2 separate regions of the Homo sapiens genome follow, and region 2 is linked to region 1. The links are chromatin loops, found by intact Hi-C in ENCODE. Cell type or tissue: B cell. All regions are shown on one strand. Each heading gives the region's core, and the rest is flanking DNA. Links, peaks and the distances in the headings are about the cores only. Region 1 holds the start of LOC124903755 (a long non-coding RNA gene). Region 2 holds the start of SNAI3 (snail family transcriptional repressor 3).

Region 1 (6,698 bases), core at 808-5,807:
GTGATCTGCCCACCTCGGCCTCGCAAAGTGCTGGGATCACAGGCATGAGTCACTGCACCCGGCCTGGGCTTCTGTGGTTTTATTGAGAAAAAAGTTCAAGCTAAAAAGTCTGAGTTGGAGGTGTGAGGAGTGAGGTGTGAGGTGTGAATGAGGCATGAGGCGTGAGGCGTGAGGTGTGAGGTGTGACCAGCACACACAGGAAGCTTTATGTAAGCGGGGCCGGGAGCTGCCTTTGGCCTCCTTGATCGGTGAGGCTGGCTGGGGGTGGGGGCGCTGGAGGTGCCTTTGTTTCCCCGGAAAGGGACAGCTGCAGCCAGAACTTGGGAAGGTTTGAATGCCGGGGGTTTGACGTCATCCTGAGGAGGGTTGTCCTGGAGTCCCCAGGGCCCCTGGCCACATCAGAGGTGGGGGAATCTGTCCGCCCTGGTCCCCTCAGCTTCGGGGTGAGGGCGGGAGGGAGGGTGCTTGTGTGCCCCCAGCCTTTCCTCCCCTGCCGCGGTGCAGATGTGTTCCACGGAGGTGTCCTCTAAGCTGAAAACCTCAGTCTCTCTGAACACAAAAGCTCCCAAGTCGGGTGGGGCTGAGGCAGCACTGGGACCCCTGGGCCCTCCAGCACCTCCTCTTGGCCGCTGTGTGGCTCTCAGCTTGTCTGCTGTGGGCCTCTGGGGGTGAAGGAGGCTGTGCCCCAGGGTTAACAGTCTGGGAGGAATCAAAGACAGATTGCTGGAGTCCCCAGGGCTGCTCCTCCCGACAGTGCCCCTGCCCACCCACCCTCTGCTTGCATACCTCCTGTGACGGGGAGCTCACTATCCGTGCTGGTTTCCTAGGGCTGTGCTAACCATGCACCACAAACTGGGGGGTGTGAAATGGGAGAAGTTTATTCCACGAGGCCGTGGAGCTGGGCGTGTTCAGGGCTGGGTCCTCCTGGAGGCTCTTCCAGCCCTCAGTTTCCCGGGCTGGCGGCTCCTCCCGTGGCCTCTCTGCTGCACCCGCCTTTTCCTCTTCTGTGGTTTATAAGGACACTGGTTGTTGGATGTAGGGCCCAGTCTAAAAGATAATCCCTCCCCCCTTCTCAGGACGTGGGACCTGCCTTAACCCAGGATGAGCCATCTCAAGATCCTTTCCCTAATTACATCAAAGCAAAAGCCCCTTTTCCAAATGAGCGCGCGTTCACAGGTTGGGTTAGGGTGTGGGTAGAGCCTTTTCCAGGACACAGCAGAACCCACTGCATCCCCAGCAGGACAGGTGCTCCTGTGTGGGTTGGCCCTGCCTTAGGCTGGGCTGATACAGGCCTCTCTGCACGGGCGCTTGGCTGTCTCAGAAAAATTCCAGCCCCTCACGGCCCTCCCCAAAAGGCGGCCTGAGCGCCTTGAGGGCCACGTCTGTGGCAGCCCCATCTGTGTACCCAGGGTTGAGAGTAGTGCAGGGCATACAGGAGGGTGCTCTGTAAATAACACAGAATGGAAAAAGGAGGGAGGAGAGCGGCTCTCCCCATGGGTACAGTGGGATGATAGCAGCTCCAGTGCCAGGGCTGCCCTGAGGCGCATTAGCATCACCTGCCTGGCTCAGGTGGTCGCAGGCCGCAGCACCTGCCGCCAGGAGGCTGACAAGCACTCTTACTGTTGGGAGACAGGGCGGCGGCAGTGGGGCAGGGGTGTTTGTCTTTTCTCCAGAGTCCACTCAGCCATTCTTCTGGGGACAAAAACTCAAGACCCCCCGCAATCTCTGCATGCCAAGCACAGCCTGGGGGTAGGGGGCTGGGCCCCTCCCTGGCTCCGGAGTCTCTGGGGGCCTCCCCTGGGTTGAGACCTACGAAGCAGCCCCGGGGTCCCTTCTGCCACAGAGAGGGGCCCAGGGGAGCCTCATTGGAAACGTCCCGAGGGGCCTGCAGCTGGGTGCTCAAGATGTTTTGTGGAAACCCTGACGAGTCACCGGGCTCAGCATGGCCGGGCCTGGCCTCCCCAGTGCTCTGCCCAACCTGCCCAGCTGCGGCTTGGGGCTAGGGCTGCAGGCCAGGCCGGGTGGGGAATCTTGAGGAGGGGAGGAGGGTGCCTTCGTGCAGGGTTAGGGAACGCACAGTGTTGGGAGGGAAAGACAAATTGATGTCAGTCCTCGTCCTCTGCTGGGAGTCCTTGTGCAGTGCACGACCTGCTCAACCATACCCAAGAAAGAGAGGAAGGGGGAGGGAATAGGAGCCAGAGGGAATGGAGGAAAACGCCAGGAAAAGACGGGGAGAGCGAGAAGCCCCCCACCTCGGCCTAGTGCCCTCGTCCCCCATCCCCCGGTGGAGCCAGTGACCCTCCCTCCTGGCATGGGGAACAGGTCTGTCCACACGTGGGTCACACACGCCGTTCCCTCGGGCAGGACCTGGTCGGCCTGATGAGGGCAGCCAGTGCCTGAGGAGGTAAATGGCCGAGTGGAAAAGTTCGGCAGGAGGGAGTGAGCAGAAGAAGCCGGAGCCCTCGGGCACAGGAGTGTCCTCCCCGGCCTCCCTCCCTCGGCTGGGCGCCCCCGCATCCTGCGCCCCGCCCAGGGGAGGATGGAAGAAGGCAGCCCCACCGCGGACTCCGCTCCGCCCCCGCCTCCTTCCTCCTCCGACCCGGGGCTGCCTTCTCCCCAGCGGCCGCCGCCCCATCTCCCGCTTTGCTCTGGTTCTGAGGTGGGACGGCCGGACTCCCAGGCACAGGCTGCACCGCGAGAACGGCGCCAGGGACCCGGCCAGCGCCGCGCGTCTCCCCACCTTCCGCGTGTTCTCAGCGCTGTCCCGGGGGTCGCAGGGCCAGGAAGACACGCCCGGGGGGACCTGCGGGACCTGCGGACTGGGCGGGGCCCGGGGTCCTGTGGGCGCAGAGGACGGGAGGACGAAGGGCGGCCTGCGCTCCTGCGGGTGGCTGAGGCAAGCGCAGAAATACCGGGTTGGGCAAGACTGGAAAAGCGGCGGCAGGAAGGCTGGAGGGCGACCCGGAGGCGGAGGCCCAGACAGGCCGAGCGGCTCTCAAACCACAACCCGGGCCCGCCCCCAGCAGACCACGCCCCCGGACCCTGGTCCGGAGATGCGGAACGAGGGGCTTCAGACAAACGCAGGGCCGGGCGGGTCAGAGGCAGCGCGGGGGACGCCCCCCAGACGCAGCGAAGGACGGACCCACGGTCAGGAGCCCTTCAGCGCCCTGAGCGGGCCTGCGGGAAGAGGGGTGAGGCAGGGAGGGCACTGGACAGGGCGGAAGGAAGCGCTCTCTGCAGGGTCTCCCCCCTACATCAAGGCGCAGGTGCACAGTGGGTCACGCGCTGCCGGCTGCCCACAACGCAGGTGTGTCCAGCCGAGGGCACTGCTGGCGGGGGTGCAAAATCGTCATGGGACGTTGGCTGGGACAGCAGAGGGCCCCTCCCTGCGGCGCGGCCGCCCCCACCCCCTCATGGGTTTTCCCCGGCAGGAGTGGTCTCGTGTGTCTCGGCCTTTTCCCCATCTGTGGATCCCTCTAGGGCCACCGCCTCCAAGCAGGGTCTACGTCTGCCTGCCCACCCAAAGCCCAGCCGAACGGGTGGGTGGAAGCGTGGCTGTGGGGGAGGAGCTGCGGGCAGAGGGCAGAGGCCCTGGGGCACCCCCTGGGAGGGGCTGGCGGGCGGATGCCGTTGCCAGAATCCCACACAGGCTTTCTAGTCACTGCATGGGGAGCGAGGAGAACGTGAGTGCCAACCACCTGGAGCAGGACGTCCCTGGAGGGCGTGGACGCCCATCGATGCCTGTCACACAGCAAGGCCGTCCTTCCCAGCTGCCTGACCAAACATCCTCTCCACTAGACCACATGGGGGCAGTCACCCTCCTAGGACAGGCCCCTCTGCACCAGTGTCCAAGAGCCAGAGGGATGGGTAGCCACACCTGGGGTCCACTGCCACCCGGTGCGAGTTCAAACCCAGCTCCAGACTGAGGTGCCTAGGGCTGTGGCCGGGGGCTGAGCAGCCGCAGAGGGGACCTCGCCTGGTCCCAGTCCACAGGTGAGCTGTGGTGGGTTCACCTGTCTGCTCCTGGCCGTTGAGCTGTGGTGGGCTCACCTGTCCGCTCCTGGCCGTAAAGAGACAGTCACTGCAGATGCTAGCTTGAGGTGCCCCACACTGGGGGCACAGAGCGCCATTTCCTGGCCTCCAGCCCTCATGGTGCAGCTCACAAATGACAGGCTGCAGGCTGGCACCCAGGGTGGCCTGGACTCCAGCTCTGTGGCCTTGAAGGCCACCCTTTTCAGAGAATGGGAATTCCCTTGCACCTGGCTTTGACCTGATGGCAAATCGGATAAGCCTCAAAAAACTGTGGCCGGACGCGGTGGCTCACGCCTGTCATCCCAGCACTTTGAGAGGCCGAGACGGGTGGATCACGAGGTCAGGAGATCGAGACCATCCTGGCTAACATGGTGAAACCCCGTCTCTACTAAAAATACAAAAAATTAGCTGGGCGTAGTGGCGGCCGCCTGTAGTCCCAGCTACTCGGGAGGCTGAGGCAGGAGAATGGTGTGAACCCGGGTGGCGGAGCTTGCAGTGAGCCGAGATCGTGCCACTGCCCTCCAGCCTGGGCGACAGAGTGAGACTCAGTCTCAGGAAAAAAAAAAAAAAAAAAAGAAAAGAAAAAATTGCTGAGACACATGATCCAGGCCGCTGGGACACAAGATGAACTGCATGGCCTGCGCTATCGGAGGGAGGTGGACATAAAATGGGAAACAGTCCCCTCAGGAGTGCACAGGCGGTCCCCCTGTGGTGCTCGCTCACGCCCAGCTCCTCTGCCTACACTCTAATTGTCATTTAATCCAGGGGAAGAGTGGCATGGACGCAGGTCATGCTGGGAGCAGAAGCACGGGATGCTGCCTCCCTGGGGCTCAGCTCGCGGCCCCGTGGGAGGGAGCTCTCTCTTGGAGGTCTCATCCTGAACCTCGGGTCAGGAAGTAGATGAGGGAGATGGGTGGGCCGCAGGCCTGGGCACCACACCGCGGCTACCTGAATCTGATTAAAGGAGGCGCTGGAGGCCCTGGAGCGTGCACCTGGGAGGCCGCTGCCCAGGCGCAGGCCTGTGGCTTTCAAGGTGGAAAGCAGGGAGCAGCAGCGGTGGGTCCTGGGGGGCTCTGCCGGTGGCCCCTGCTGTGGAACGTGGCATCACACGCGGGGCCTGGCTCAGCAGGTCTGGGGCCTGCACACGGAGCCGGTGGTGGTCACTGCAGTGGTGGCAGCTGGGCTTGGGGCTGGGAGTCAGCCCTGGACCTCTTCCCCTCCAGCAGCTCCACGGCCCCTGCAGGGAAAGTACCTCCACCTCACGGACCAAGGAAGCCCCAACCCAGCCCCACGAATGGGGAAACTGAGGCGCAATGCTCTCCTGGGCTGGGTCTGAAGGCAGGAGCTGCTCCACAGCCGGTCCTCCCGGGGGGAGTGAGTGCACAGCCACACCCTCGCCCCCCAGCGGCTCCCGAGTGCTGGGCCGAGTGCAGTGCACGACACAGAGGCAGCCCCGGCTGCGCATGGGCAGAGGGCGCACACACCACGAGGGCAAGGACAGCTGCTTATCAAAATATTTTATTTTAGGAGACCCCTCAAAAAAAGACCCACCACATTAGACAGACGCCCCAACAACACCCTTGGCCTTTTTTTGGTCTTTTCTGTATTTTTTCCTTTTTAAATCAACTAAAACAATTTGATGCTTAAAATAAAAGACAGGAAATATTTCCTGATGAGACTTTAGTCGAGAATATAGATATATTTCTGATCCGGGGGCGGGTGATCAGGGGCGGGGGAGGAGAAGGATGTGCCACCAGTGGTTCGCGAGGTTCCGTTTCTCAGCTCAGGAGGGAGCCTGGCTGCCTGGACCCGGGCTAGGGACCCAGAGCTGGGGCTCCACAGGCCTGACCAGGGCCAGGGAAGAAGACGGAGGAGGAGGAAGAGAAGGCGGGGCTGGCGGCTGGGGCTTGTAATTTACATGAGAACCGTGCTGGTCACTAGCGCTGTCTGTGTCTGTCTGTCCTGCGGGACTTCTGCTCTGGGGAGGGAGGCTGGGATTCAGCGTCGTTGTCATTTCCTGTGTGGCTTCTTTTCCAGCTGAGAAACTTTTTTTTCTTTTTTACTTTTTAAAAAGAATCACAGCCAAAATAAGACATTAACTGCAAAATCCAAAATGGCTGCGCTTACCCTATGTATAAAAATGCGTCCAGTCCGGTCGGGGCACGGCCTATGCTTTCCCGGGGATCTTGGCCCGCTTGCGTGCAATAGCATCCTCCACGGCCTTCAGCTGTTTCAGCAGCTCCTCCCGCCGAGACAGCGTGCTGGCCTTCCCTGATTTGGTGCTGGCGGCGCCGGGATCCGAGGCTTTGCCGGGCACGCTCGTGACCTTGCTGGAGCTCTTGGACTGGGGTGACAGCTGGCGCTTCCTACAAGGGGGTGGGGAAGACCTTGAGCCCCCAGAAGCCACGTCTGCAGGTGGAAGGGGTGACCTCCCCGTAGGGGCGCTTCCACTGTGTCCTCAGCGGCCACCAGGACAGGCAAGGGGCTCCCTGGATGGCCAGGCTCCCACTGCCACAAGCAGGCCTGGTCCTAGCCACTGGCTCCCGGGCTTTGTGGAGCAGACTGGGAGGGTCCTGGGCTGGCCCCGCACAACCTCCTGTTATTCTTCCCACCTCTGTGCCCAGGGATCTTTTGCCCAAGGGCATGCGGAGCAGAGGGCACCCTCC
Region 2 (6,698 bases), core at 925-5,924, 51 kb before region 1:
TACCGTGTTGGATACCTGTGTGCACATCTCCAGACACTATGGTTACAGTCACTGTAAAACCAGAAAGGCAGGAAGACATACGTGTAGGAAGGATGAAAATGTCAACATAAATGGAACTCTAACCGTTTTTGCCCTGACCGGCAATTCTTGGGGTGGGCTACCCACTGGAAAACCGCTCTTGGGTGTCGGATGGAGGCAGATGGGAGGGGCCAGGCTGCCGGGCCCAGCACAAGTCATCATCCTGATGTCCTAGATGTCCAGGGAAGGGGGCAAGGACCTGGGTCGCCTGCTGCAGTTCAGGAGGGCGGGTCTAGCAGGCTGTGGGCCGTGGGTTTCCCCACTCAGGGGCACGTCAGTTTAACCCCCAGAGCCAAGCTGCCGGCAGTGAGGAACGGAAGACACGGAAAGGATGGAGACGGCCGCCCTCCCCCAATCCCCACCCCCGAGGCTGCACCTGTGGGAAGGGGGACGCTGATGTTTCCCTCTGTGGGGCCTTCTTGGGTCCAGCCTGGACACCGCCCTGTGCATCACAGCTGAAGAGTGAGTCTGCAGCCGACTTGAGTGTCCCTGGGGGGCAAGTTGTTGCGGCAGCCCTGGGACCCCACCCCAAAGGTGCTCGCAGGCCCTCTAGGGCGTTCCCGGGATGAGATCAGCCATTCTCCTCGGGAGGGCTACAGCAGCCCTGAGTAACACCAGGCTCTAGCTGGGATTAGGAGATAAGCTTGCTGGGGCTTGGCGGGTGGCCACACAACGGGTAGGTGGGCGGGGAGGGACGGTGTGGGTGGAGGCTTGGCTCAGGTATCTGCAAGCGTTATCTGTGTCTGCGAGGGAGAGAGAGAAGGAAGGGAGGCTATAAATAGAAACCTTTCCAGGCGAGGAACAGGTGAATAAGCAGAAGGCAGGCATGTGTCCTCTGAAATCTACACTCCCGGCGTGGTGGTGCCAGGCCATGCTTGCAGGAGAGGCGGGCACCTTCTTCCAGGGGCACCTCCACCTGTCCTTCCACTCCCCCTCACCAAGTGGCAGACAAGCTGGAGTGTGGCTGGGTCCCAATCCCACTGTGTCCTAACCTCTCACAGCCTTGGTCTTCTTTTTTGTTTTTTTTTAATTTTTTGAGACAGGGTCTTGCTCTGTTGTCCAGACTGGAGTGCAGTGGGGTCATCATAGCTCACAGCAGCCTCCACCTCCTGGAGGCTACTGCAACAAGCAATCCTCCCTCCTCAGCGTCCTGAGTAGCTGGGACTGAAGATGGGTGTTGCCACGCCTGGCTAATTAAAATAATTTTTTTTTTTTTTTTTGTAGAGACGGGGTCTCATGTTGTTTTTCAGGCTGGTCTCAAACTCCTGGGCTCAAGCAGTCCTCTTGTCTCAGCCTCCCACAGTGCTGGGATTACAGGCGTGAGCTGCTGAGCCCAGACTCACAGCCTAGTTTTTTTTCATTGGCAAAGTGGGGCTGATACTAGCCCAGCTTTTCACACCCTGGACGTGTGATGTGGGACGTGGGATGCTGGTGTGGCACGGCCCTCCTCCCTGCTGTCTGTCCCTCAGAGCTTCCATGGACTCACCACCCCCCACCTTCTCCACCCCCGGCCCACAGGGGGCAAAGGCCACCCAGCTCTGAGGTGGAAGCCCTGCTGGGGAGGCAGGCCGGCGGCACAGCCAGGGACACCCTGTGTGCACGCCAGCCCAGAGACGGCCCCACCTGGCCCCCAACGTTATGAAATGTCCATGTCAAAAGAGACCCAGACACTGGACACAGCGGCTCCCAGCTTTTTATGACCCTGAGGGCTCTACAGGACCACAAAGGAGGGAAACGGATTGCCCAGGTCACACGTGCAGCTGTTGCAGAATTCACGTGATTCACCGGTTTTATTAAACTTCCCATAACCATGTCTGACCCCCTGGGAATTCCAGAATTCCAGGCCAAGTCCTCCGTCCCCCAAAAAACAGCTTTCTGGAGGCACTGGACAAACTCCTAAAGGGCTGACTCCAGTGGGGGAAGCCTTCGGAGACTGCAGCCCATCCAGAAAGGACCACTGTCTCCAGGCCACCGGTCCCGGGCCTGTTCCAGAGCCGCCAGTAGGGCTGGTCACTAGGGTCAGCTTCGTTTCGCCTGGGCTCTCCCCATCAATCCTGTCCTGTGAGTTTGCAGAAGGGATGGGGAGGCGAGGCCAGGCCGCAGAGTGAGCGTCATTCTCCGCAGCAAGGGTTCTCCAAGGACCGCGCTCGGCCGACGCTTCCACATTCTGTGGAAGAGATTCTCGCTCGGTTTCCACACAGCTTTGAACTCTGCCCTTCACTCACGGCGAGTGGGTGGCCAGGCCCGACGGGTCGGTGTGTGACTCGGCGGCGCGCACGCCAGAGAATTCCCGTGGGGAGGACACCGGCGGCCACGCGCTCCCCGCCCCGTCCCGCCCGCGCACCTGTCCTGGGCGTGTTGCCCGAGACCCCGCCTCGCCCTCAGTTCCGCCCCCGTGGCCCCGCCCCACTCGCGCCGGGCGCTGGTTGGCGGAGGCGGCGCGCTATGCTAATGAGCCTGACCCCTTCAAGCGCCGGCGGACGCAGCAGTCCGGACCCAGGCGCGCCCCTCCCGCCCCAGCCCACCCCGGCCTGCCGCCCGGGAGGGGAACATGCCGCGCTCCTTCCTGGTGAAAACGCACTCCAGCCACAGGGTCCCCAACTACCGGCGGCTGGAGACGCAGAGAGGTACTGACTACCCGATCCCCGAGCCCCTGCCGGGACTCGACCCTGAGGGGCGGGAGAGAGAGAGAGGCCCCTGGGAGCGGGGGCTGGGGAGACACCTGTCCCAGGTGGGAGGAGAAGGAGCCAGCGCCTCTGCGCAGCGGCTGCGGCTGCAGGGAGGGAGGTGGCCCACGGGCGCCTCCACTTCAGGGCACTGAGCCCCGCCTCCGGCAGGGCGGGCGGGATTCTCTCCCAACTTGGAGAAGTTTTCTAAGTTTTCTAAGCCCCCAAGTCTCCCTGGAACTCACCCCTGATATACAGCCGCCCGTCCCAACCACTACAGCCCCAGCTAAAGGCACCCTGGAGTCATCTTCCTGGCGCACACGTTTGGGAGGGGTCGCGGGGTGGTGGGTGGGAGGGAAGGAGGGCCGTCTGGGGCGGCCCGGCTCAGGGACCCCCGGAGCATGCTGACTGGGGGTGTAAGCACAGGGGATGGTGAGAAGGACACATGGGCTCTTTCTGGTGCAAAGGCACTGCCCCTCCTGCATTCAGTTCAGGTGAGCCTCCGCCCGTGGTCTCCCTCCCTCCCCCACCTCCCTTCACCCCAGAAGCCCTCCTGCTCACCCCGGCAGGCTTGCCTGGGCAGGCTGGGCTAAAGGGCTGCAATCCTCCACACACCGGCTAGGCTGGGGAGATGGGTGCCCAGCAACCGGGCTGCCCGTTCATTCCCACTGCCTGCTAGGCTTAGGGACACGAGAGAAGAGGACTCTGTCCTTCAGAGGACAGCCTGCCACACGGGCGGTGAGAGCAGTCCCCACCTGGCTTGGCAGCTTCTTGGGACAAAGGCCCACTGAGGGGCGCCGGCGGACGCGGTGGTCGGGACTCACGCTCTGTGGCCGGTGGGGGAGAGCAGGAAGGGCGCTGTTGGGGCTGTGGCCCCCAGCAACACCGCCAAGAGGCCTTTATCCCAGCTCAGAACCCAGAGTTGGGGATGGGGGGGATCCCACCTGGACCCACACCCGAGGCCCGGGCTGCCACCAGGGGGTGCCAGCTAGGACCATGCTTTTCAAATGTGCATTTTGAAATCAGTTTCATCAGTCACCCCCAGCAATTTTGTAAAATAAAATAGAGCAGAAACTGCCGGAGTGCCTGGCTCATGGTGAAGGACACTGGCTTCTGTTATGTGTATGTGGATGCGCATGTGACTACACATGTGTGCGGAATTTACATGGGTAATAGTTGCAAGTTTCAAAGTGTTGCTTAGGGTCCATCCCAGTGTGCAAATCTGGGTAGCTGTGCTGGGCCCAGTGGGCAACTGTCGTGAGTAGCCGTGCTGCCCCGCAGTGCTCTCTGCTCCCCGCCCCCGCTCCCCTCCTCACTGTAGCCCCAGCTGCCTGGCTTTCTGACAGCCAGGGGGCCCTGGCAACTTTCTGCCAAGATGTTACCCCAGGATAGACCTGAGGTGCTGGGATTTGGGGCCCCTCAATCTCTCCTTTTAAATAAATGGCTCCTATGGCTCCCCAGGGAACCCCTGAAGCCAGCAAGGTACTTAAACAGTCTCTTCAGCTGGGTGTGGCGGCTCATGCCTGTAATCTCAGCACTTTGGGAGGTCGAGGACGGCAGATCACTTGAGGTCAGGAGTTCGAAACCAGCCAACATGGCGAAACCCCGTCCCTACTAAAAATACAGAAGTTACCCCGGTGTGCTGGCGGGTGCCTATAATCCCAGATACTCAGGAGGCTGAGGTAGGAGAATCACTTGAACCCGGGAGATGGAGGTTGCAGTGAGCCACGATCGCGCCCCTGCACTCCAACCTGGGCGACAGAGCGAGACTCTGTCTCAAAACAAAACAAAACAAAACAGTGTCTTCTCCCCAGGATCTGGACCGCAGCATGAATAAAAAGGCAAGCAAAACCCAGAGAGTATGGGGAAAGCATTTAAAATCCCAGCAGAAACACATGGTCAGCCTGACGGGGCGAGACTGTCTCTTGCCCCGTCCTGCCTCTGGGCTCAGCCACTGGGCCCACAAACAGGGTCCTGGCTCTGTGACAATACCTGGAGGCAGAAAGGTGGCCATGTCTTAGAGATGGAAAAAAGAAATGGTGACTTTTTCCTGCAGAGAGGCCCCAGCAAAGCCGGGAAACCTGGGGCTCCCCCAGTGCTGTCTCCCCAGAACTCTCTTGGACGCTGCCTCTTAGCCTGTCATTGCCGTCACTTCTGGGTGGACAGAAACCTGATGACTCTGTAATTAGGAAAACTGAGGGTGGGAGGAGGTCAGGTCAGGAGAGAGTGGCAGATGGGAGGCGTTCCTTTGAATCCCCTATTCCTCCTCATCCTCACAGCACTGGTTATTGTCAATTTTTTTCAGTTCTACTGGGTGTGAGCATCTCATTGTGATTGCGATTTGGGCTTCCCTGATGGCATTGAGCATCTTTGCATGTGTTCATTGGCCATTTGTGTATCGTCTTTGGAGAAATAGTTATTCAGATCCCTTGCCCAGGCCGGGCGCAGTGGCTCACACTTGTAATCCAGCACTTTGGGAGGCTGAGGTGGGCAGATCCCTTGAGGCCAGGAGTTTGAGACGAGTCTGGCCAATGTGGCAAAAACCCGCGTCTACTAAACATACAAAAATTAGCTGGGCATGGTGGCAGGTGTCTGTAATCCCAGCTATCAGGAGGCTGAGGCAGGAGAATTGTTTGAACCTGGGAGGCGGAGGTTGCAGTGAGCTGAGATCACGCCATTGCACTCCAGCCTGGGCGACAAGAGTGAGACTCCAGCTCAAAAAAAAAAAAAAAAAAAAAGGCCAGGCGCAGTGGCTTATGCCTGTAATCCCAGTACTTTGGGAGGCTGATGCAGGCGGATCACAAGGTCAAGAGTTCGAGACCAGCCTGGCCAACATGGTAAAACCCTGTCTCTACTAAGAATACAAAAATAAGCCAGGCGTGGTGGCGCATGCCTGTAATCCCAGCTACTTGGGAGGCTGAGGCAGGAGAATTGCTTGAACCAGGGAGGCAGAGGTTGCAATGAGCCCAGATCGTGCCATCGCACTCCAGCCTGGGTGACAGAGCGAGACTCCATCTGGGGGAAAAAAAAAATTAGCCAGGCATGGTGGCGCACACCTGTAGTCCCAGCTACTTGGGAGTCTGAGGCAGGAAAATCATTTGGACCTGGGAGGTGGAGGTTGCAGGTTGCAGTGAGCCGATTTCACGCCACTGCACTCCAGCCTGGGAGACAGAGCAAGACTCTGTCTCAAAAAAAAAAAAAAAAAAAGGGTGGGGGGCCAGGTGCGGTGGCTCACGCCTGTGATCCCAGCACTTTGGGAGGCCAAGGAGGGTGGATCACGAGGTCAGGAGATCGAGACCATTCTGGCTAACACAGTGAAATCCTGTCTCTACAAAAAAAATACAAAAAAATTAGCCGGGCGTGGTGGCAGGCGCCTGTACTCCCAGCTACGCAGGAGGCTGAGGCAGGAGAATCGCTTGAACCCAGGAGGTGGAGGTTACAGTGAACCGAGATCACGCCACTGCACTCCAGCCTGGCAACAGAGCGAGACTCCGTCTCTAAAAAAAAAAAAAAAAAAAAAAAAAAAAAATCCCTTGCCCATATTAAAATTGTATTATTTGTCTTTTTATTGTCGACTTGCTAACATCCTTTATATGTTCTAGTGTTCTAGATGCTATTCCTGATCAGAAGTCTGATTTGCAAATATTTTCTCCTATTCTATGGGTTGTCTGTCTCTACCCAAAGCCTCAGCATGGAGGTAGAAACAGAGCCAGAGATCCATTTTAACACATATAGAGTAAGAAAGGGATTGAGGGCTGTTGGGAGATTTTGGCTTTGGGGACATACAGAGTTTAACTCTTACCTGCAGACTAACCTGTTTATCTGGGGGCTGCTGCCCTTACATGGATCACCCATGTGGTGTGCAGTGTGCCAGCCCCCAGATAGAGGAAACACCGTCCTGGGGAGGAGCCCAGCCGGGGTAATTCTGAAAGCCCAGGCCAGAGCACCCCAGCC

The links. Hi-C counts contacts between places; a loop is a spot of excess contacts. Peaks named below come from ENCODE experiments on the same cell type or tissue, not always from the same donor. Only the 100,000 strongest peaks of a DNase experiment are listed, where the experiment ranks them.
Region 2: it touches region 1 in a loop (9-fold over the local background); 10 of 110 quality-filtered maps call a loop at or near these places.

What each region holds. Positions count from the first base shown.
Region 1 is chr16:88,630,801-88,637,498 of GRCh38, reverse strand. ZC3H18 (zinc finger CCCH-type containing 18) reads right to left here. Exons shown (of 18, transcript NM_144604.4): 18 at 5,535-6,398. The coding sequence ends at 6,200. LOC124903755 (a long non-coding RNA gene) reads right to left here and starts at 2,491. Exons shown (of 2, transcript XR_007065181.1): 1 at 787-2,491; 2 at 65-699. RefSeq lists silencers at 2,427-2,586, 2,807-2,886, 2,927-2,986, 3,087-3,136 and enhancers at 1,796-2,725, 3,997-4,066. In B cell, for the core only: no CTCF peak of the experiment used is centred there; DNase peaks (open chromatin) are centred at 1,408, 2,028, 2,538, 3,298 and 1 weaker place; H3K4me3 peaks cover 2,127 bases; H3K27ac peaks cover 2,095 bases.
Region 2 is chr16:88,682,338-88,689,035 of GRCh38, reverse strand. It overlaps SNAI3 (snail family transcriptional repressor 3), which reads left to right and starts at 2,529. Exons shown (of 3, transcript NM_178310.4): 1 at 2,529-2,705. The coding sequence starts at 2,630. It overlaps SNAI3-AS1 (SNAI3 antisense RNA 1), which reads right to left. Exons shown (of 4, transcript NR_024399.1): 4 at 1,850-2,245. RefSeq lists silencers at 2,249-2,708, 2,759-2,918 and an enhancer at 6,377-6,636. In B cell, for the core only: CTCF peaks have their summits at 3,472 and 3,680 (motif pointing right); DNase peaks (open chromatin) are centred at 2,455 and 3,715; H3K4me3 peaks cover 2,443 bases; H3K27ac peaks cover 844 bases.